Regions from separate parts of the Homo sapiens genome. Here region 2 is linked to region 1. Evidence: read pairs that join two places in POLR2A ChIA-PET (ENCODE). Cell type or tissue: Panc1. All regions are shown on one strand. Each heading gives the region's core, and the rest is flanking DNA. Links, peaks and the distances in the headings are about the cores only.

Evidence for each region. ChIA-PET counts read pairs that join two places held together with the same protein. Peaks named below come from ENCODE experiments on the same cell type or tissue, not always from the same donor. Only the 100,000 strongest peaks of a DNase experiment are listed, where the experiment ranks them.
Region 2: POLR2A ChIA-PET joins it to region 1 with 16 read pairs; 3 of 35 experiments call an interaction of 5 or more read pairs at or near these places.

The regions. Positions count from the first base shown.
Region 1 is chr2:96,743,090-96,753,502 of GRCh38, forward strand. No RefSeq gene overlaps it. Among named protein-coding and RNA genes, the nearest start is that of LMAN2L, 8.2 kb to the left of the region's middle. In Panc1, for the core only: no CTCF peak of the experiment used is centred there; no DNase peak of the experiment used is centred there.
Region 2 is chr2:96,909,227-96,919,639 of GRCh38, forward strand. The region is part of intron 12 of FAM178B (family with sequence similarity 178 member B); the gene reads right to left. LOC101927053 (a long non-coding RNA gene) reads left to right here and starts at 9,880. Exons shown (of 3, transcript NR_110209.1): 1 at 9,880-10,217. RefSeq lists an enhancer at 4,010-4,697. In Panc1, for the core only: no CTCF peak of the experiment used is centred there; a DNase peak (open chromatin) is centred at 5,275.

The sequences.
Region 1 (10,413 bases), core at 964-8,963:
CAGGAAGCAGGTCTTACTCATTTCCTAACTCAGGCCCCACCCATTTCCCCAACCCCAACCTATCACCCAGCACATAGTAGGGGTTCTAATTGTTTTGAATAAATTATTTCCATTGCATTTCTCTGCAAGATGAATTTTTAATTGTAGTAAAATGCACATAAAGGCCGGGCGCGGTGGCTCACACCTGTAATCCCAGCACTTTGGGAGGCCGAGGTGGGTGGCTCATCTGAGGTCGGGAGTTCGAGACCAGCCTGACCAACATGAAGAAACCCCGTCTCTACTAAAAATACAAAATTAGCCGGGTGTGGTGGCGCATGCCTGTAATCCCAGCTAGTTGGGAGGCTGAGGCAGGAGAATCGCTTGAACCTGGGAAGTGGAGGTTGCGGTGAGCCAAGATCGCGCCACTGCACTCCAGCCTAGGCAACAAGAGTGAAACTCTGTCTCAAAAAAAAAAAAGAAAAAAAATACATAAAATACAGCGTATAATTTTTAAGTACAGATGGTCCTCAACTTACAATGGGGTTACCTACAGAAAAACTAAACCCATCCTAAAGTCTAAAAATCCTAAGTCAAACCATCATTAAGTCAGGACCATGTGTGTTCAGTTCAAAGGCATTAAATTCATTCGCAGTGTCATGCACCCTGTCAGCTGAATTTCTGATAGATTGACACAAGCAGAAATCTCATTGTAAAATTCTGTGTGATGAGGAAAAGGGGAATAAAGGAGAAGGGTGTGAAAGGTGAGATGCACTGGACTATAAATCAAATCATTTTGTTCAGACTGTTGCAATAGGAAGAATGCTTATTAATGAGGAATGTATCAAAGAAAAGGAAGAGCCAGGCCCGGTGGCTCATACCTGTAATCCCAGTACTTTGGGAGGCTGAGGCGGGTGGATCATGAGGTCAGGAGTTCGAGACCAGCCTGGCCAATATAGTGAAACCCCATCTCAACTAGAAATACAAAAATTAGCCAAGCGTGGTAGTGCACACCTGTAGTCCCAGCCACTCGGGAGGTTGAGGCAGGAGAATCGCTTGAACCCAGGAGGAAGAGGTTGCAGTGAGCCAAGATCATGCCACTGCACTCGAGCCTGAGCAACAGAGTGAGACTCCATCTCAAAAGAAAAAAAAAAGGAAAGGAAGGACAGGCGGGGCTCGGTGGCTCACACCTGCAATCCCAGCACTTTGGGAGGCCGAGGTGGGGGTGGAGGGCGGAATCATTTGAGGTCAGGAGTTCGAGACCAGCCTGGCCAACATGGTGAAACCCTGTCTCTACTAAAAATACAAAAATTAGCCAGGCATGGTGCCTGTAATCCCAGCTACTTGGAAGGCTGAGGCAGGAGAATTGCTTGAACCCAGGAGGCGGAGGTTGCAGTGAGCCGAGATCACGCCATTGCACTCCAGCCTGAGCAACAAGAGTGAAACTCCATCTCAAAGCAAAACAAAAGGAAGGAGACCTGGGGTAATCCAGGTAAACAAGGGATCTTTCGTGAGAGGAAGGATGGAGAGGGTCTTATCTGAGTCACTGAGGAAGGGTGGAAGTGGGTCTTATCTTGGGATATTCCAGAGCAGGGTAGTCCGTTAAGACAGCCATCTCTCAGCTGGGCGCAGTGGCTCATGCCTGTAATCCCAGCGCTTTGGGATGCTGAGGCGGACAGATCATATGTCAGGAGTTTAAGACCAGCCTGGCCAACAAACATGGTGAAACCCTGTCTCTACTAAAAATACATAAAAAATTTGCCGGGCATCATGGCACGTGTGTGTAATCCCAGCTACTTGGGAGGCTGAGATATGAGAATCTCTTGAGCCTGGGAGGCAGAGGTTGCAGTGAGCCAAGATCGCGCCACTATACTCCAGCCTGGACAACGGAGTCTACAAAGTGAGATGGAAGGAAGACAAAAGGATGGGGAATTTCTTTACTGTAGGTGCTTTTCAGAAGCACAAGCTTCAGCTAAGTTCAACACAGTCAAGGTGTTGAGGGGTGGTAGTGGGAAAGAGAACAAGTAGCCATGGCCCCTTCAACGCCACCTTTTACTCACACGCAGAGGCACCTCCGAAAGCTGGCTCAGGTCTTGCGCTACCATCCTTTCAGCTGCCTAGTGGTCCCCTTTTTCTCTGTGGAATCATCTATCTCCCACGATCTAGGGCTGCACAACTTCAGGGCCGGGGTATTCATATGCAATGTGAGTTGTGCATTCCAGCAGTTCTGCATGATTCCTCTACCTTCCTGTCTTCCAAACCAAAGAGCAGGGCTGGGCGCAGTGGCTCATGCCTGTAATTCTAGCACTTTGGGAGGATCGCTTGAGCCCAGGAGTTCAAGATCAGCCTGGGCAAGATGTTGAGACCCTGTCCCTTTTAAAAAATTAAAAACAACAACAACCAAAGAAGTACCTCCACTCAGGAGCACCTTGAAGCCTGATGCCCCTTCACCCCATGACAGAGGCTCCAGGGCAGCCTCTTGGCCTATTCTTTCCACTGCTTCTCACCCTTCTTTTACAAACCTTGCCATTCAATTCTGATCCACCCCCTCCCAGGACAGAAGCAGCCCTCCCTAGGCCAAGTACAACCATCCATCCATCCTCAGGTATCCAGTGTGTCAGGTCCATCTTCAGCCCAATAGTCACAGCTGACCGGGTCCTACCAACTGTACCTCCAGTTCCCCAGGTAGCCACTGAAGCATACAAGAGGATAGCAGCTCCAACACTAACTAGCTAGCTACTTCCCAGCGGTGACTTCTCAACATTGGACTCCTGAAAGCCACAGTCAAATATCCTGGGGTAGGTACCTTTGCCTGAGCCCTACTGCCAGACACGTGACTCAACAAGTGTAGGGATTTAGCTTTGAAGAAAAAAAAATAAAACCTGGAGAATTTAATTTTTTTTTTTGAGAGAGAGTCTCACTCTATCACCCAGTGGAGGGCAGTGGTGTGATCACAGCTCACTGCAACCTCTGCCTCCCAGGCTCAAGCCATCCTCCCACCTCAGCCTCCTGAGTAGCTGGGACCACAGGCACATGCCACCACACCCAGCTAAATTTTATATTTTTTGTAGAGACGGGGTTTCACCATGTTGGCCAGGCTGGTCTCGAACTCCTGGGTTCAAGCAATCCGCCCACTTCAGCGTCCCAAAGTACTGGGATTACAGGCGTGAGCCACCATGCCTGGCCTTTTTTTTTTTCTTTTAAGAGATGGGGTCTTGTTCTGTCACCCAGGCTAGAGTGCAGTGGTGTGAACTGCAGCCTCAAACTCCTGGGCTCAAGGGATTCTCCTGGCTCAAACTCCTGGGCTCAAGGGATCCTCCTGCCTTAGCCTTCTGAGTAGTTGGAATACAGTCAGGTGTCACCATGCCTGGCTATTATTTTATTTTTTGTAGAGATAATGTCTTGCTATTTGCCCAGGCTGGTCTTGAACTCCCGGGCTCGAGGCATCCTACTACCTTGGCCCTCGAAAGTGTTGGAATTATAGGCATGAGCCATCGTGCCCACCCCACCCTCCACCAGAGAATTTAATACGCAGCCCAGTTTTCAGAACTACAGCCCTTTCACATGCAGTATCTCATTTTGACCTCACAATGACTTGTTGTGGTAATCTTTAAGATTAGGACAGGCTGGGCTCAGTGGCTCACACCTGCAGTACGAGCACTTTGGAGGCCGAGGCAGGAGGATCACTTGAATTCAGGAGTTTGACACCAGCCTGGGCAACATAGTAAGACCCCGTCTCTAAAAAATACAAAAAATACAAAAAATTGTCTGGGTGTGCTAGTGTGCGCCGGTAGGCCCAGCTACTTGGGAGGCTGCGACATTTTACCCCGGGGGTCAAGGCTGTAGTGAGCCATGATCAGGCCACTCCACTCCAGCCTGGGTGACAGAGAAAGACCCTATCTCTTAAAAAAAAAAAATGACAAGAACAGTTCATAGAGGCTCCAACTCCTGAATTTAAAGATAAGAATTAAAGATTTGCTTTAAGATACTCTAGAGGAATATCGTGTGTGTGTGTTTAGAAGGGTAGGATGGATAAACAAAAAAAGCATCAGGATGTTGAGAACTGCTGCAGCTGAGATAGGGGTGCACAACACTCCCTCCAGCTTCATGGATGTGTGAGAGTTGCCGTAAGGAAAAGCTTCTCAAAGTCTCCCGTGGAGATGATGAGGAAATATGCTGGGTATGCATTTGTGGTGTTTTCTAAATTTCCCTGAGGGAAGGAAAACTGTAATTAACTATAATCTAGTAAAGTTCATTGTGACCCATCCAATATAATGTTGTCATAACTAAAGAGAGAGGCGTCTGCAATCTAGAAAAAGAACAGTCAAGGGATGAAAATAAGTCAGAGTTGTATCAGTTCTGTCCAGGAAAGAGAGTGCTTCTAAGCAGCCTGTGTTAGATCTCCATATAACTTTATTCAAATAAAGCCTATTTTCTGAGCGTATTTATAAAGACTTCCAGCCTAACGTTCTAATCCTCTTAGCAGTTTAATTTTTCTGTATAAATTAAGAAATTAGTGTGTATTTGGGTTTATCACTTAGTTATTAGTTTAGCCAGAGTGACTTAGCCCTCCCAGTCTGTTTATTTGCAGGGGAATTGATAAAAACCAGTATCCTGAGGACCAGATCTCAGATCTATGGTGGCTCTCCTTGCAGTGGCAGAGCTCCCACAATTCAGCAATGCCTCTGGGGATCCAGATGCTTGCTTCCCACAGAGTTAGGGCATAAGATTCGCCAAGGATCGTAGAATGGGGTGTGGTGAAGGAGGAGAACTCTGGCATATCTGATTGGAGTTGGAATGAAACTTCTGCCTTTTGAGACCCAGCTGTACTGTATGATCTCAGGAAAATTACGTAATCTCTCTGAGTCTCAGATCTTCTGTCTGTAAAATGAGTGTGATGAAACCCACCACACTGGACTTCTGAAAGCATGAAATGAAAGACTGGGCTAGGCACAGTGGCTCACACCTGTAATCCCAGCACTTTGGGAGGCCAAGACAGGCAGATGACCTGAGGTCAGGAGTTTGAGACCAGCCTGGCCAACACGGTGAAACTCCGTCTCTACTAAAAATACAAAAATTAGCCAGGCATGATGGCACGCATCTGTAATCCCAGTTACTTGTGGGGGCTGAGGCAGGAGAATCGCTTGAACCCAGGAGGTGGAGGTTGCAATGAGCCGAGATCACGCCACTATACTCCAGCCTGGGCGACAGAGCGAGACTCTGTCTCAAATAAATAAATAAAAGAGATGGAGAGTCTCTGGAAGGTTTTGAACAGAGGAGGTTGTAATCTAACCTATATTTTTAAAGGATCACTCTGGCTACTGACTTGAGGAGTGACTGTAGAGTAGAAAGGGTAGGAGCAAAGAGAATAAGCAGGCAGCTGTGCGGTTACCCAGTGGGAAAGGGAAGGGCTGGGGGCTGGGTGGGGCTACTGGATGGGTCTTAGATATATTTTCAAGGTACAGCCAGCAGGGTTTGCTGATGGGAAACACAGAGGTCTAAGAAAAGGAGAGGAATGGGCCAGGCACAGTGACTCACGCCTGTAAACAACACTTTGGGAGGCCCTGGCGGGCGGATCACCTGAGGTCAGGAGTTCAAGACCAGCCTGGCCAACATGGTGAAACCCCATCTCTACTAAAAATACAAAAATCAGCCAGGTGTGGTGGCACATGCCTGTAATCCCAGCTACTCGGGAGGCTGAGGCAGGAGAATTGCTTGAACCCGGGAGGCGGAGGTTGCAGTGAGCCGAGATCATACTACTCCATCATTCCAGCCTGTGTGGCAGAGCGAGACTCTGTCTCAAAAAAAAAAAAAAAAAAAAAAAAAAAAGAGAGAGAGAGAGAAGGAGAGGAGTGAAGGATGACTCCAAGATTTTGGGCCACAGCAACTGGAAAGATGGAATTGCCATATACTGATAGAAGGGAAATTATGGAAGATATGTCTTTATGGAGAAAAGATCAGTAGTTTCATTTTGGTGATAATAGGTTTATATTTCTATTGGACATCTAAGCAAAAAACAAGTCCTCAGAGCCATACCATCACCCCAGTAAGACCAAATTTTCAGTCTTTAAGAGAAGCTAGAAAGTCTCTCTAAGCCTTCTCTGGCTGAGGAGGCTGTCCAATTACAAAAAAGAGAGAGAGAAGCTGTTGGGTCAGGGAATGGTGGCTTACACCTGTAATCCCAGCACTTTGGGAGGCTGAGGAGGGAAGATGGCTTGAGGCCAGGAGTTCGAGAACAGCCTGGTCAATATAATGACACCCCATCACTACAAAAACATTGAAAAAATTAGCCAGGCATGGTGGTGAGCACCTGTAGTTCCAGCTACTCAGGAGGCTGAGGCCAGACGATCACTTGGGCCCAGGAGTTTGAGATTACAGTGAGCTATAAACGTGCCACTGCACTCCACCCTGGGTGATAGAATGAGACCCTGTCTAAAAAAGAGAGAGCGGGCCAGGCGTGGTGGCTCACGCCTGTAATCCCAGCACTTTGGGAGGCCAGGGCGGGTGGATTACCAGAGGTCAGGAGTTCGAGACCAGCCTGACCAACATGGAGAAACCCCATCTCTACTAAAAATACAAAATTAGCCGGGCATGGTGGCGCATGCCTGTAATCCCAGCTACTTGGGAGGCTGAGACAGGAGAATCTCTTGAACCTGGGAGGCAGAGGTTGCAGTGAGCCAAATTGCACCATTGTACACCAGCCTGGGCAACAAAAGCGAAACTCCATCCAAAAAAAATAAAAGAGAGAGACAGAGAGAAGCTGTTAGGGGTCAGGATGGCGGGAAATTTATCAGTGGATCAGTGCTCAGTAAAGAGAATTTTCCCTCACATCTTGTGATAGTCACTTCCAAGTGGCCCCCATGATTTCCCCTCCTGCTATTCATGCCCTTGTGTAGTTCTTTCCCACACGATATTAGGTTGGGTCTATGTGACCAATAGAATATGGAAGAAGCAGTGATATGGCATTTCTGAAGCTAAGTCATAAAAGACATTGCGGTCTCCACCTCAGTGTTTTTCTCCTCGGATCACTTACTCTAGGGAAAGCCAGCTACAATATTGTGAGCAGCCCTTCATGCAGGTCCTCATGGTGAGAAACTGAAGCCTCTTGCCAACAGCCACGAGAGTGAGGTTGGAGGTGGATCTTCCAGCCCCAATTAAAGCCTTCAGGTGATTGCAGCCCCAGCCAACATTGACTGCAACCCATGAGAGAGTCTGAGCCAGAACCACCCAGCTAAATTGCTTCCTAATTCCTCCCCACAGAAACTGTGACATAATAAATGCTTATTGTTTTAAGCCACTGAGTTTTGGGCATACTTTTTTATACATCAATAGATAACTCACGCCGGGCGCGGTGGCTCACACCTGTTATCCCAGCACTTTGGGAGGCTGAGGTGGGCGGATCACCTGAGGTCGGGAGATCGAGACCAGCCTGACCAACATGGAGAAACCTTGTCTCTACTAAAAATACAAAAATTAGCCGGGCGTGGTGGCACATGCCTGTAATCCCAGCTACTCGGGAGGCTGAGGCAGGAGAATTGCTTGAACCCAGGAGGTGGAGGTTGCGGTGAGCCAAGATCATGCCATTGCACTCCAGCCTGGGTAACAAGAGTGAAACTCTGTCTCAAAAAAAAAAAAAAAGATAACTCACATACCTTTCCAAGTCAAATGAAGGGGATGTTCCAAAACAATTTGGAGGCTCCTGCAAAGAAGGAAGACTGGCACCTCATGCCACAATCAGACCTCTGCTCAGGCAGTGAACTTGCTCTCCTGCCCTCCTCACTCTTAGAGCAGAGGGAGGAGAGAATTAGAGAGAGAGTTGGGCAGAAAGAGGGGTTGGTGGCAGGGTGCACTGGTGCATGCCTGTAGTTCCAGCTACTCGGGAGGCTGAGGTGGGAGGATCACTTGAGGCCAGGAGGTTGAGGCTGCAGTGAACCGAGATTGCACCACTGCGCTCTAGCCTGGGCAACAAAGCAAGCCCTGTCTCGAAAATTAAAAAAAAAAGAGGGGTTGGCCCTGGAGTGGTCTCTACTACAACCCTTGGGTAGGCTCCCCAAAGAAGGGTACCCTCCAGGCAAACGGGACCCCAACAGTGAGAAGCAAGAAGCAAGGAGACCTGACAGGGGCTGAGCCTCCCACTATGAGAACCAATATCTGGACACCAAATCACACTCAGTCAACCAGTAACAACCACAAAAGGAGTGGCGATTAAACTGTGGGAAATTAAGTAAAGGGAAATTACCCTTCTTCTCTCTCTTTCCTCAACACTGGAAAAGTTAGACCTGAGAAGGAAGGGAACGTGTACCAGGACCATCCCATGACCGCCTACACTCAACACCAGGCACAAGTGAACACACAAATATATCCCCCTCCAGCCAACTGCAGCAAATGGAGGGGTGAAAGGCTGACCAAAGCCCTTCCCCACATCCAAGTCCCTGCAGCAGAAACTGATCCCCAAGCCTGGAGAAGGATGACAGGGCGGGAACACAGATGATATATATCAGAAATGAGATGGCAGGGGTTTTTGTTTGTTTTTTTGTTTGTTCGTTTTGTTTTTGTTTGTTTTCTTTCTTTCTTTCTTTTTTTGAGATGGAGTCTCGCTCTGTCACCCAGGCAGGAGTGCAGCGGCACAATCTCAGCTTACTGCAACCTCCTCCTCCCGGGTTCAAGAGATTCTCCTGCCTACTAAGCCTCCCAAGCAGCTAGGACTACAGGCATGCGCCACCATGCCTGGCTAATTTTTGTATTTTAGTAGAGACAGGGTTTCGCCATGGTTGCCAGGCTGGTCTCGAACTCATGACCTCAAGTGATCTGCCCGTCTCAGCCTCCCAAAATGCTAGGATTACAGACGTGAGCCACCGTGCCCGGCTTGTTTTGTTTGTTTGTTTTGTTTTGTTTTGTTTTTGAGGCAGGGCCTTGCTCTGAGGTTGGAATGCAGTAGAGCAATCATGACTCACTGCAGGCTCGACCTCCTGGGCTCAAGCGATCCTCCAGCCTCAACCTCCCAAGTAGCAAGGACCACAGGTGTGCACCAGAAAGCCTGGCTAATTTTTAAGTTTTTCACAGAGATGGGGTTTTGCCATGTTGACGAGGCTAGTCTTGAACTCCTAGGCTTAAGCAATCCTCCCTCCTCAGCCTTCTACAGTGTTGGGGTTACAGGCCCTGATTGGGCTTTTAACGCTAAAAGTCATAATAAAGCTATGGAATCTATCCAAGACCTCAAGAAGGATACAGAAAGGGAAATGTGACAGAAATGGGTTAAAAGCCTTGAATGGAAAAGAAATAAAACCGTGTCATGTTAAGTCCCCACTGAGTTGAGATCGCTGATAAAAAGGTCATAATTTTTTTTTTTTTTTTCTCTGAGACGGAGTCTTGTTCTGTCACCCAGGCTGGAGTGCAGTGGCCCAATCTCGGCTCACTGCACCCTCTGACTTCCCGGTTCAAGCAATTCTCCTGCCTCAGCTTCCTGAGTCGTTGGGATTACAGGCATCTGCCACCACACCCAACTAATTTTTTTTTTTTTTTTTAGATGGAGTCTCACTCTGTCATCTAGGCTAGAGTGCAGTGGCGCGATATTGGCTCACTGCAACCTCCGCCTCCCGGGTTCAAGCGATTCTCCTGCCTCTGCCTCCCCAGCAGCTGGGATTACAGGCGTGCGCCACCGCACCTAGCTAATTTTTGTATTTTTAGTAGAGACGAGGTTTCACCATGTTGGCCAGGATGGTCTCAAACTCCTGACTTCAGGTGATCCACCTGCCTCAGCCTCCCAAAGTGCTGGGATTACAGGCGTGAGCCACCACGCCCAGCCTATTTTATTTTATTTTATTTTATTTTATTTTATTTTATTTTATTTTATTTTATTGAGACAGAGTCTTGCTCTGTTGCCTAGGCTGGAGTGCAGTGGTGCAATCTCAATTCACAGCAACCTCTGCCTCCCGGGTTCTAGTGATTCTCATTCTTCAGCCTCCCAAGTAGCTGTGATTACAGGTGCCCACCACCACGCCCAGCTAAGTTTTTGTATTTTTAGTAGAGATGGGGTTTCACTATATTGGCCAGGCTGGTCTTGAACTCCTGACCTCAGGTGATCCACCCACCTCTGCCTCCCAAAGTGCTGGGCTTCAGGCGTGAGCTACCATGCCCGGCCTATTTTTTAACTTTTGTAGAGATGGGGGCGGGGGCGGGGGTGGGTTGGTGGTAGTGGTCTCACTATGTTACCCAAGCTGGTCTCAAACTCCTGGCTTCCCAAAGTGCTGGGATTGCAGGTGTGAACTGCTGCACCCAACCCTGAGAAGGATTCTTAACCTTTCCAAATCTCTATTTGGAAAATGAGACTAAGAATGGTACCCCTCCCAGTCTCCTTGCAGGGCTGAGGTGAAGGGGGACAGAAGCAGTGCATTCAGCAGGTAGAGGGGACACTGTAGCTGACAGCTTGAGGCTCCC
Region 2 (10,413 bases), core at 815-8,814, 170 kb after region 1:
TTCTCTTTGCCACACCCCCAATAAGTGTTCACTTCAGCAAAGGAAGTGCAGTATCTGCCAAGACAGCCCAAATTCATTTACCGGACTAACCAAAGGAAATCGTTCCCATATTTTGCCAAAACCTGCCCTTCTGGGACTTCCACTCAAAGCTTCTGGATCCTGTCCTCTGGGGCCTCCAGGAGGGAGCTCTCCGCCAACCTAGGTCCTCTACGCTTGGAAGAAGTTGCCACATTCCCGTGGCTGCCCCTTCCTGCAGGTGCCACAGCCCCCTCATTCCCATCTTTTTGTATCTTTTTTTGCCATTTTGGTTTGGGTCCTCTGACGGCCCTGGGGGTTGTCAATGTTCCCTTTCAAGTGCGACACTCGGAGTTGAGGCTGATGCTCATTTTCTTGGCAGCCCCACAACACAACGCAGTTAACAGATTGAGCCCAAAGTCTTTTTTTTTCACACGTCTTGCTGTCAAATCCCATTTCCCAGATCCTGTTCTTAATTGTGCAGCTGGGCCTCCCTTTTCAACTCAGTCCATCATTACAGTCTGTTGAGATCTTCTGGGATCTTCGGTCTGCTGTCAGTTGTATTCATGTCATCTGTGAATCTGACCATTGTTCCATTAATAGCCTCATCCAAAACACTGGGCCTGCCCTGGCCAACCTGTGAGTGGAGACAGAACTCGGGGTGGTGACAGGGCCTGCCCTCTGGGCACACTCTGATGGCCAGCAGCACCTTTTGATAATGAGCCCACTTCATTCTGTCATCATTTGACCCGCATTCCTTCATGCCGAACCCAGCCTATGGTGACAGCCTCTACCAAATGCCCAGGAAACCTACATACAGGCACTGCACAGTCCTCTCTGGAGTATGATTCTGGTTGACCTGTGGAAAAGTGAGGCTTGCCTGGTATGATTTCTTGTTAGGACTCCTAGAAAGCAGTGTTTCCTTTTCTACGTATGTGCTCCCAAGCCGGAATCCCCTAGAGAATAACCTGGAGGAGCACATCAAGCACCATTGCCCCCATCTCCTGGAAGCCCTCCGCCTCCAAAAGTCCCCATGGAGCCACGGCCCCAACTTCATGTCTCCCAGGAGCAGTGAGACGCCGTCCCACCGGGGAGACGGCCTCCTCTGCACAGTGAGGTTGGTCATGCAGCCTCCCACACTCTCTTAGGCTTTAACCCCCTTCGACGACCAATATTTGATTCCAAATGAAAAACTGTTCTCCTTGACAAAGACGGCAAAAGCAAAATACGAATTGTGTAGTGTTGTTCCGTCTGCATCAGGGCTAACGTTTTACTGTCAGCCCCAAACCGCACTCCTTGCTTCAAAAGTAACTACACAGAAACTCCTTTTATGGCCTTCGGCATTTCCCAACAACACTCCCGCTGGTCCACGCCGTTTGTCCGGCTACCTTACTTTGGTGCCCTTCTTTCCAAACCTGAGACCACGAACAAGCTCTGAGGGGAGCCCCTGCAGCCTTTAATGCTTCCCTTCTTTTCCTCACTGGGCTCCTTTGTAATCCATATTCAAAGCTTCAGTGCAAGATCTCCCAGCCCACCTGAGACATCTCTCTTCTTAATTTTTTTTTTTTTTTTTTTGAGACAGTCTTGCTCTGTCGCCCAGGCTGGAGTGCAGTGGCGTGATCTTGGCTCACTACAACAACCTCAGCCTCCTGAGTAGCTGGGACTACAGGTGCACACCACAATGCCCGGCTAATTTTTGTATTTTTAGTAGACCCGGGGTTTCACCATGTTGGCCAGGCTGGTCTTGAACTCTTGACCTCAAGTGATCCACCTGCCTCAGCCTCCCAAAGTGCTGGGATTACAGGTGTGAGCCACCGTGCCTGGCCCTAGAATCTTTTTTTTTAAGTTCTACCTCTTTATGCTTCTTTGAAATCTACCCTCCAGAAGCAGACAAAGCACGAGTGTGCTGAGTGAGTCCCCCTGCCATGCCAGGCTCTGTGGACTCAGGGAGTACGGCCACAGCACCTGTCCCTCTGATGCTCACGGCCCGCGTCAGTGAGGGGGACAGCCTGATGGGCCTGCAACAAGGGCTGCTCGAAGAGGAGATGCCTTGGCCGGAGCCTCGTCTTGAGGCTGAAGAGATGTGAACCAGGCAGAGGAGGACAATGGGAAGAGGCCTCTCCAGGAGGAGACAGATGCGGAAAAGCTTGGAGGCAAATGATCATCTTGAGTTGGGGTGGCTGCCAAGTTCTAGGACGCGGCAAAAGCGTGGAAGCCTGCAGGGAGCAGGGTGGCATGTGAGCCTGGGAAAGGGGGCACCAATGCCCTCCAACCCCAGGCTGCACCGTGGCATTTCACCCTGAGGGGGAAAGTCTGAAAGATTTTATGCACATCAGCAATGCGAACACATGAGCATCTGAAGGACGGTCACACTCCGGGACAGCACAAGGTGGAGCTGGTGGAGAAAGCCTGGAAAGAGACAGTGGGATGCTCTGGCGGAAATCCAAGGGGGTTGCAGGAAGAGCTGCACCAAGGCAGCGACAGGGAGGGTGAGGAGGAATGAGCACTGTGGGAGATTGGGGAGCTCCAGGGCACCGAATCTGTCCATAGGACTCCAGGCCTGGGCAGTGGGCAGACACTGGTGCCACTCATGGAGCCATGGAAGACAGGGAAGGGGTCCTCCTGGGAAGGCGGTGACTCCTGCTTCCCACATGCTGAATCCCAGACATGTGCCACACAGATAGGTGCTCAGCAGCAAAGTCTGGCCACAGGTATTCATTTGGGAGCTGCTAGCATGTGCCTGGAGCTGAGGCCTCGGGTGCAGATGAGATGGTGTCTCAGGCTGGCTTCCCCAGAAAGTAGGCTCTGAAATGGATATTAGCAAGCAGGGAATTTACGTAGGGAGAGAGGATGCAGGGAATTTATGCGGGGAGAGACAAAGGAAACCAGGCTGCCACGCAGCCAGTGAAGGCCTCAGCTGACCCCACAAGGACTCCGGAGCCAGCAGGGTCCTTCGGAGACATCCTCAACTAAGGCAACGGGGAAGATCTTTGTGTCTCAGCACTGGGCTGCTGCCAAGGAAGGGGCCCAGCCCTGGTAAGGTGACCACCTTTGGCAGAGGTGACTCCTCTGCCACCCCCAGCAGTGGAAAGAGTGCCCCAGTCCTGGATCGGGGCAAGTGGGGGGCACCTAGCACCCCCGACTTCATGGGCCTGTGTCACAGTAAGGGCTAGGGTGGAATCCTGAGGCCCACCAAGACTCGAGGGCTGGTGGGGGAGGGGTATCCCTGAGGGCAGCTGAGGAAGCCAGGAGGGCCCTGGGAAGCCCAGGGAAGGAAGTGCTGGTTGCTCATCAGGAAGAGCCCGAGAGGTCCCTGGTGACGGAGCAGCTTGGCTGGAGTGCCTGGTGCCCCAAGAGGTGTCTCCTCAGCTCCTGGCCCTTTAGGTCCTTCAGACATCCCACCTGAGAGGGAGCCGCGTCCTCTCCAGCCATGTCCCCCTCCTGGCGATCATGGCCTGACCGCCGCCCACCTTCACGCTGCTGTCTGCCTCCCAGCTCCAGCCCAGGCTCCGGATGCGACCTTCATCTTGCCTCTTGTTCCTTCCTCCAGGTTTGGTGCCCTTCTGAAATCTCCAGGTTGACTGGGCCTTGACTGCCTCCTTCCAGACCTTCTGGCCTCACCCGCCCACAGTGAGAGCTCTCTGTGACACTCTGAGCTCCGAAGAATCCAACCTGCCCGAGGGTGGGCAGGATTCAGCCATGAGTGAAAGAGAACTGGGGGAGGAAGCTTGGAGCTGCGGCAGGAGCTCGAGGGAGATGTGGGTGGAGACAGAACGGCTGTTTTAAGGTAGGAGACGCAGGAACGCATTTATTTGCTGCAGAGAAAGCTAGTGAACAAAAAGCAAACGGTACAAGAATAAGGGATGACTGCAGAAGGTTTTGGGAGAGGCAGGACTGCCAGGATCCAGAATTAAGGGTGCAGTGGGCAGCAGGGAGGTGAGAACTGAGAGCACTGCGTTTGTCTAGTGGGGGTGGCTGTTCGCTGGGAGTGCAGAGGCTTCAGCAGCAGGAAGCATGGAGTCTGCTAAGGTCCCCAGGAGGCTGGCCAGGAACTCGCTGTGGCTCCGGGCAGCCTGAAGGGGTCAAGAGCCAAGGTGGGGACAAGGGACATGCATGTGGCATCACTGTTTGGCCGTGCAGTTTCAAGTCTGAGAACAGGCAGGCAGGGAGTCCACAGTGGAGAAGGGGTCCAGGAGCTGACCCAGGGCCGGGCAGTGGTAAGGGGAGAAGGAAAGGTGGGGCCCTCTGGCCCCACAGTGAGGAAGTGAACAAAATGGGAGGGAAACGAGGGTTTCGAGGGAAGCCACGGTGCATCTGCGCCTGTCCCAGCTCTTATCCCCAGTGCGCAAGGACCTGACGAGCGTGAGGCTGCTCTCTCCCTAGCCTGTCTGCACTTCCGCTCCATCAGTCAGTTCCTCCTTGGTGGCCACACAGAACCTGCTTGGCTGGCTGCTCCAGACATAAGAACACTGAGAGGATCCTGGGGTGCTCCAGAATTCACAGGAAGATGGAGAACCTGGCCAAGGGGTGTGGAGCAGCAGGGTCCCTGGCCAGAAAAGCCTGTGAGGACTGCCGTCCCTGAGTCCTTTCCTCAGGAGCATCCAAGTGGTTAGGCCTGGGTCTCGCTCCCAGAGGTGGAACAAAGGAGTGCCTGACTCCCGGCTTCTGTGCAGAGGAGGGTGCGAGGAAGACGCCTCCTCAACACAGGAAGGAAGCCCACACCCCCCGCAAACCTCAATGTATTTCCATCACAGGAAGAGATCAGAAGAGAGCCAAACATTGTTGGCTTTTACTTATTTGCCAAATATTTACTCAGCACCCGTGATATTCTAGTCCACGCTCTGTTCTGGGTGCTGAGGATGCAGACATGGGGGAGATGGACGGGGCCCTCCCGCCCAGGGAGCTCATACTCATGGGGAGGGCTGGTCATAGTTCACTTCTGGTCCTGGTAGTCCGTGGAGAAAAATGAAGGAAAGGGAGGTTGTGCAGAGCCCTGAGGTGGCAGCTCATTTGGAAAAAAGGATCAGGTGAAACCTCTCTGAGGCAGTGACATGTGAGCAGAGACCACCATGATGAGAAGGGGGGAGTCTCCTACCAACGTGCGGGCATGAGGGAGGGTGGGCATCAAGACACAAGTGCCCAGTGCACCGCAGGGACAGGGAGAAGAAGAGCAGAGGGCAGGGCCACACCGCAAAGGGGCCTTAGCGGCCACCTTAAAGACTCCAGGCTTCCTTCCAAGATGATGCAAAGTCTTGGAAGATTCTGGAGCAGGGAAGTGACTCAATTGCTTATGACAGTTCTTTTATGGTTCAGTGTTTTAGGTGTCATCATAATGTTGTAATTATGTTTTAAAATACCCACCAAGGGCTGGGCACTGTGGCTCATGCCTGTGATCTCAGCACTTTGGGAAGCCAAGGTGGGAGGATCACTTGAGCCCAGGGGTCTAAGACCAGGCTGGGGAACACAGGGAGATCCTGTCTCTACAAAAACTTAAAGAAGTTAGCTAGGTGGGATGGTGCATGCCTGTAGTCCCAGCTACTCGGGAGGCTGAGGCAGGAGGATCACTTAAGCCCAGGAGGTCGAAGCTGCAGTGAGCCTGGATGGCACCACTGCACTCCTGCCTCGGCGAAAGAGATTCTGTCAACAACAAACAAACCACCAAGACCTTATCTTTTTAGAGACACGTACTGAATAAAATAAGTCTAATCATTTGCTCTGATTCACAATGATGTGGGGCAGGGGTGGGGGGCAATGGGTGAGGGAAGGAGGAGTCTCCACGGCTGTGTTTGCTGAGATGGAAAATGGGTACATGGAGTCCATTTTACTAGCCTCTCAACGTTTGTATATGTCTTGAAATTATCTATAACCAAATTTTTTTTTTTTTTTGAGACGAAGTCTCACTCTGCCTCCTAGGTTGGAGTGCAATGGCACAATCTCGGCTCACTGCAACCTCTGCCTCCCGGGTTCAAATGATTCTCCTGTCTCAGCCTCCTGAATAGCTGGGATTACAGGTGCATGCCACCATGCCCAGCTAATTTTTTTTTTTTTCTATTTTTAGTAGAGACGGGGTTTCACCATGTTGGCCAGGCTGGTCTTGAACTCCTGACCTCAAGTTATCCACCCACCTCGGCCTCCCAAAGTGCTGGGATTACAGGTGTGAGCCACCGCACCCAGCCAACAAAACTTTAAAAACTTATTAAATAGAAGTGATTCTGGCTAATTGGTGAGAACTGGCTGTGGGGGTAAGAGCAGGAGCTTGGAGGCCGACAGGGTCTTTAGAAAGGGGAAATAAGAGGATGGGCACGGTGGCTCACGCCTATAATCCCAGCACTTTGGGAGGGCGAGGCGGGCAGATCACAAGGTCAGGAGTTCAAGACCAGCCTGCCCAACATGGAGAAACCTCGTCTCTACTAAAAATACAAAAATTAGCTGGGTGTGGTGGCACGCACCTGTAGTCCCAGCCACTTGGGAGGCTGAGGCAGGAGAATCGCTTAAACACGGGAGGCGGAGGTTGCAGTGAGCTGAGACTGTGCCATTGCACTCCAGCCTGGGCGACAGAGTGGGAAAAAAAAAAAAAGAAAAAGAAAAAAAGAAAGGGGGAAATAAGCCCTAGGCAACCAAAAACACTCCTATTAACCTCACACCCAAAGATGGCCTTTCTTTTCCCCTAAACAGAATTGGCATCACACTTTACATATGGCTTCAAAGCCTTTTTTCCACTCAGCGTATTTCATTAACTTTCCCATTTTCCTGTGACATCATTTTTAGGTACCATATAATACTCCGTAGCACGGGCAGAACTGAATCGATGGTGGGGCACTGAGGCAATTTCCAGTTCTTCACTATCATGACATTGCTATGCCAAACATCCTTGTCAATGAATCTTTGCCATCTAGTTCCCCAGAAAACGATCTAGCTTTTTGAAGGGTGTGCACATTTTAAAGTCATTTGCTTGATTTTGCCAAACTGGCCTCCAGAGGGACTACTGACCGCATCTCATGAGCAGGGAAGCATATGCCTGTTTCCTCACATCCTGCCAACACTGGGCAGCACTGTCCTTTCGGATTGATTCTGGTCTGCCAGGCAAGGAACTCTACGTCATTGTCAGGGCTGGTTTCGTGAGCCGTTTTACGCAGGCTTTGTCCATTCCTCCATCTGACCAGGCAGCCTGCGGGAGCTGGCTTCATCTGACCTTCTGCTTTGAAGCAGCGCACACAGGATGTTTAATGAATAGCCGCAGGCAGTGAAGGAAGAGGATCCCCAGAGCCTGGGACATCAGCTTTCAGTAGAGTGCAAGCAGTTGCAGGAGCCCTGAACAGAAGTGGGGATGGCATGCTGCTCTTCCCAAAGCTGCCTGAGCTGCCCCAATGGCGCCACCTCCCAAGGTGGATGTTCCTCCAAGAACCTCCTCTTCCCCTTGGCTCTGTTTCAGGTGGTCTGCCTTAGTATTCACTTTCATTTTTCATGGTTAGGCCCAGCTCTTCCTTACATTTGCAGTGCATCCCATGAAGTCTTGAACGCTGAGGCAGGGGCTGCGGGTGTACTGCATGAGTGTCAGCAGGAGTTCTCGCTTTGTGCTTAACCAGTCAGTCGAGCAGACAAAGAGTGTGACAGCCCTTCGTACACCAATCTGCCCTTCTTCCTGGGGTCAGTCTGGGCACAGAGCCCAGTGGGGCAGCCACCAGTGAAGGCAGCCAGTAAGCTCTGTGGCCGCCGCGGGAAGCACAGTGGAGCAGCAGCTCACTGAAGACCCACAGTGAGTACAACGCGGCAGGAAAAAAGAATTAGGAGCCCTTTACAACCCAATCAGGGATGACGGCCAGAACACACCCTGAAGAGCAAAGAAGGTGCGGAAACGGCGGGTACGTGCACACGCAGACAGAGGCTGGCGGCCAGCCAGGTGGCTCTGGCTCAGGGGAAGAAGCGCATTTTCAACATCAAATTTGAAAGGAGTACTTTCAAAAAGGTACTCCTTGGTACCTTACGAATTTTGTTTTATTTGAATGCTTTTATCTATTTAGAAAAATAAAATCAATAACACTGATCCCGATAAGGCACCCTCCTTCCTAGTAAAGCTCTTGGCACAAAGCATCACCCTGCTGACGTGGCTGCCTGAAAGGCAGGCGCAAGATGCTCTGTTTCATTCATTTCCTGGCATTTAAAGGGCAATTGCCATGGGCCCTGGAGCTACCCACAGATTCCACAAAAGACACTGATTCATGAAATCACAGTTTAACATGGCTAGCAGATGAAGGAGTGAAGTCATAAACTTAGGATATGGAGAAGGTAGCTTCAAATCTGTCTTGAAAGGATGAATTATTAAGACCAAAAAGCTGAGGCATGGTGGCTCACACCCGTGATCCCAGCAGTTTGGGAGGCTGAAGTGGGAAGATCACTTCAGCCCAGGGATTTGAGATCGGCCTGCACAACATAGGGAGACCTTGTCTCTACTAAAAATTTAAAAATTAGATGGGTGTGTTGGCATCTGTCTGTAGTCCTAGCTACTAAGGAGGTTGAGGCAGGAGGATTACTTGATCCCAAGAGGTCGAGGCTGCAGTGAGCCATGATGGTACCACTGCACTCCAGCCTGGGTGACAGAGTGAGACCCTCTCTCAAAAAACAAAACAAAAGGCAGAAAAATTGACGTTGGGTCCCCACTGGCTGTTTGGGGATGGAAAAAATCAAGTTAGATCCTTCTCTCATACCAAGGACAAACAGATTTGAGTTGGGATTAAGAGCTGATGGACACAAAGTAAAGCCAGTCCTGAAAGAGAAGAAAGCACACTATCTTTATGGTCTTGGTGGGGAAACCCTTCGTCTTCCACATGGAAAGATTACATTACACAAAAATCCCAATCAATTCTCTGCATTATCCATAAAACTGTCCTGTAAATCTAAATCTATTCTAAAATAAAAAAAAAAAGGACTGAAAAAGTAAAAAAAAAAAGAAAAAAAATTCCAGTTCACTGAAAGGTACCATACATAAAGATTTAAAAAGGACAATCTATATAACCTTTGGAGAAAACATACTGTAACATAATAAGCAACATGAAGATCAACAGAGTTGATAAGAAGATAAATTAACTGATAGGAAAGTGGGTAAGAAATACCAAAAGGTAATTTACAGTAAGAGAAACACAAAAGGCCAATAAATACATGAAAAGATACTCAGTTTCACTGGCAATCAGGGAAATGAAAATTAGAACCACAGGATGATGTTTTCCACTCACCAGATTGACTAAAACTCAAAAACAAAACTGGGAATATGTAGTATTAATGAGAATGCAGAAAAATATGCACTTTCATACCTATTTGGTGGTGTTACTAATAGGTCCAGCTTTACATACTTTAGGGTTGCAATTTCACATCAAGGAATTTATCTCATAGAAATATCTGCACAGACACTAAACAGTCACTGGAAGAATGTCCAGTATTAGTAAGGGAGGACACCACCCCTCATGTTATCTTATGCCCAATTTCTGCCTCAAAGAAAAAGTAGGAGTTAAAGAAAAGAAAGAAATGAAATCAGTAGTCAGACAGCCCAGTGCTGCGTTCCAGGCCTGGTAGTTACAGACTGACCCCTGACTTAACCGGTTTATGTTATCTATAGATTCCAGACATTACACGGGACAGCACTGTGAAAAACCCTGTCCTGTTCTGTTCCATTCTGATTACCAGTGCATGCAGCCCCCAGTCACGTACCCACGGCTTGCTCAATCGATCACGACCCTCTCACGCGGGCTCTCTTAGAGTTGTAAGCCCTTAAAAGCGACAGGAATTGCTGACTCAAGCAGCTCGGTTTTTGGAGACGTGAGCCCGTCAATGCTCCCAGCTGAATAAAGCCCTTTCCTTCCACAACTTGGTGTCTGAGGGGTTCTGGACTGTGGTCGCCCTGCTACATTAGGAGACTACAGTGGCACACACACTAGGGAAATACTATGCAGCTGTGAAAAGAGTGAGGTTTATTGTGTGTATGTGTGAGAAAAACAACCACAAACACCATGCCCTGGATGGAGCAAATGAGAAACTGGCTGGACGAGGTGGATGAGGGGGCCTAGGGACCAGCCTAAGAATTTGCACCTGGCCCTGCAGGCAATGGGGAGCATGGTAAGGCAGAGACGTGATCATCACAGGAACCCCCAGGCATCTACAGAGCAGGCAGACTTTGGAGAAGAGGAAGAAATGCCTCTGCCACCCTCCAGGTGAGCCGGTGAGATGAAAGGAGGTGACTGATTTACGTGAGCCAGACATGGTCCTGGCTGTCACGGAGTTGGATTTAGGATACAGAAGGCAGAAAGGACAGGATTTAGGGACGAAAGGGGTAACAGGTGGGGATGGCAGAAACCTCTAGGACTGTAATTTCCAGCTGGCAAAGCAGAGTGGATGGGCGGTCTGGGG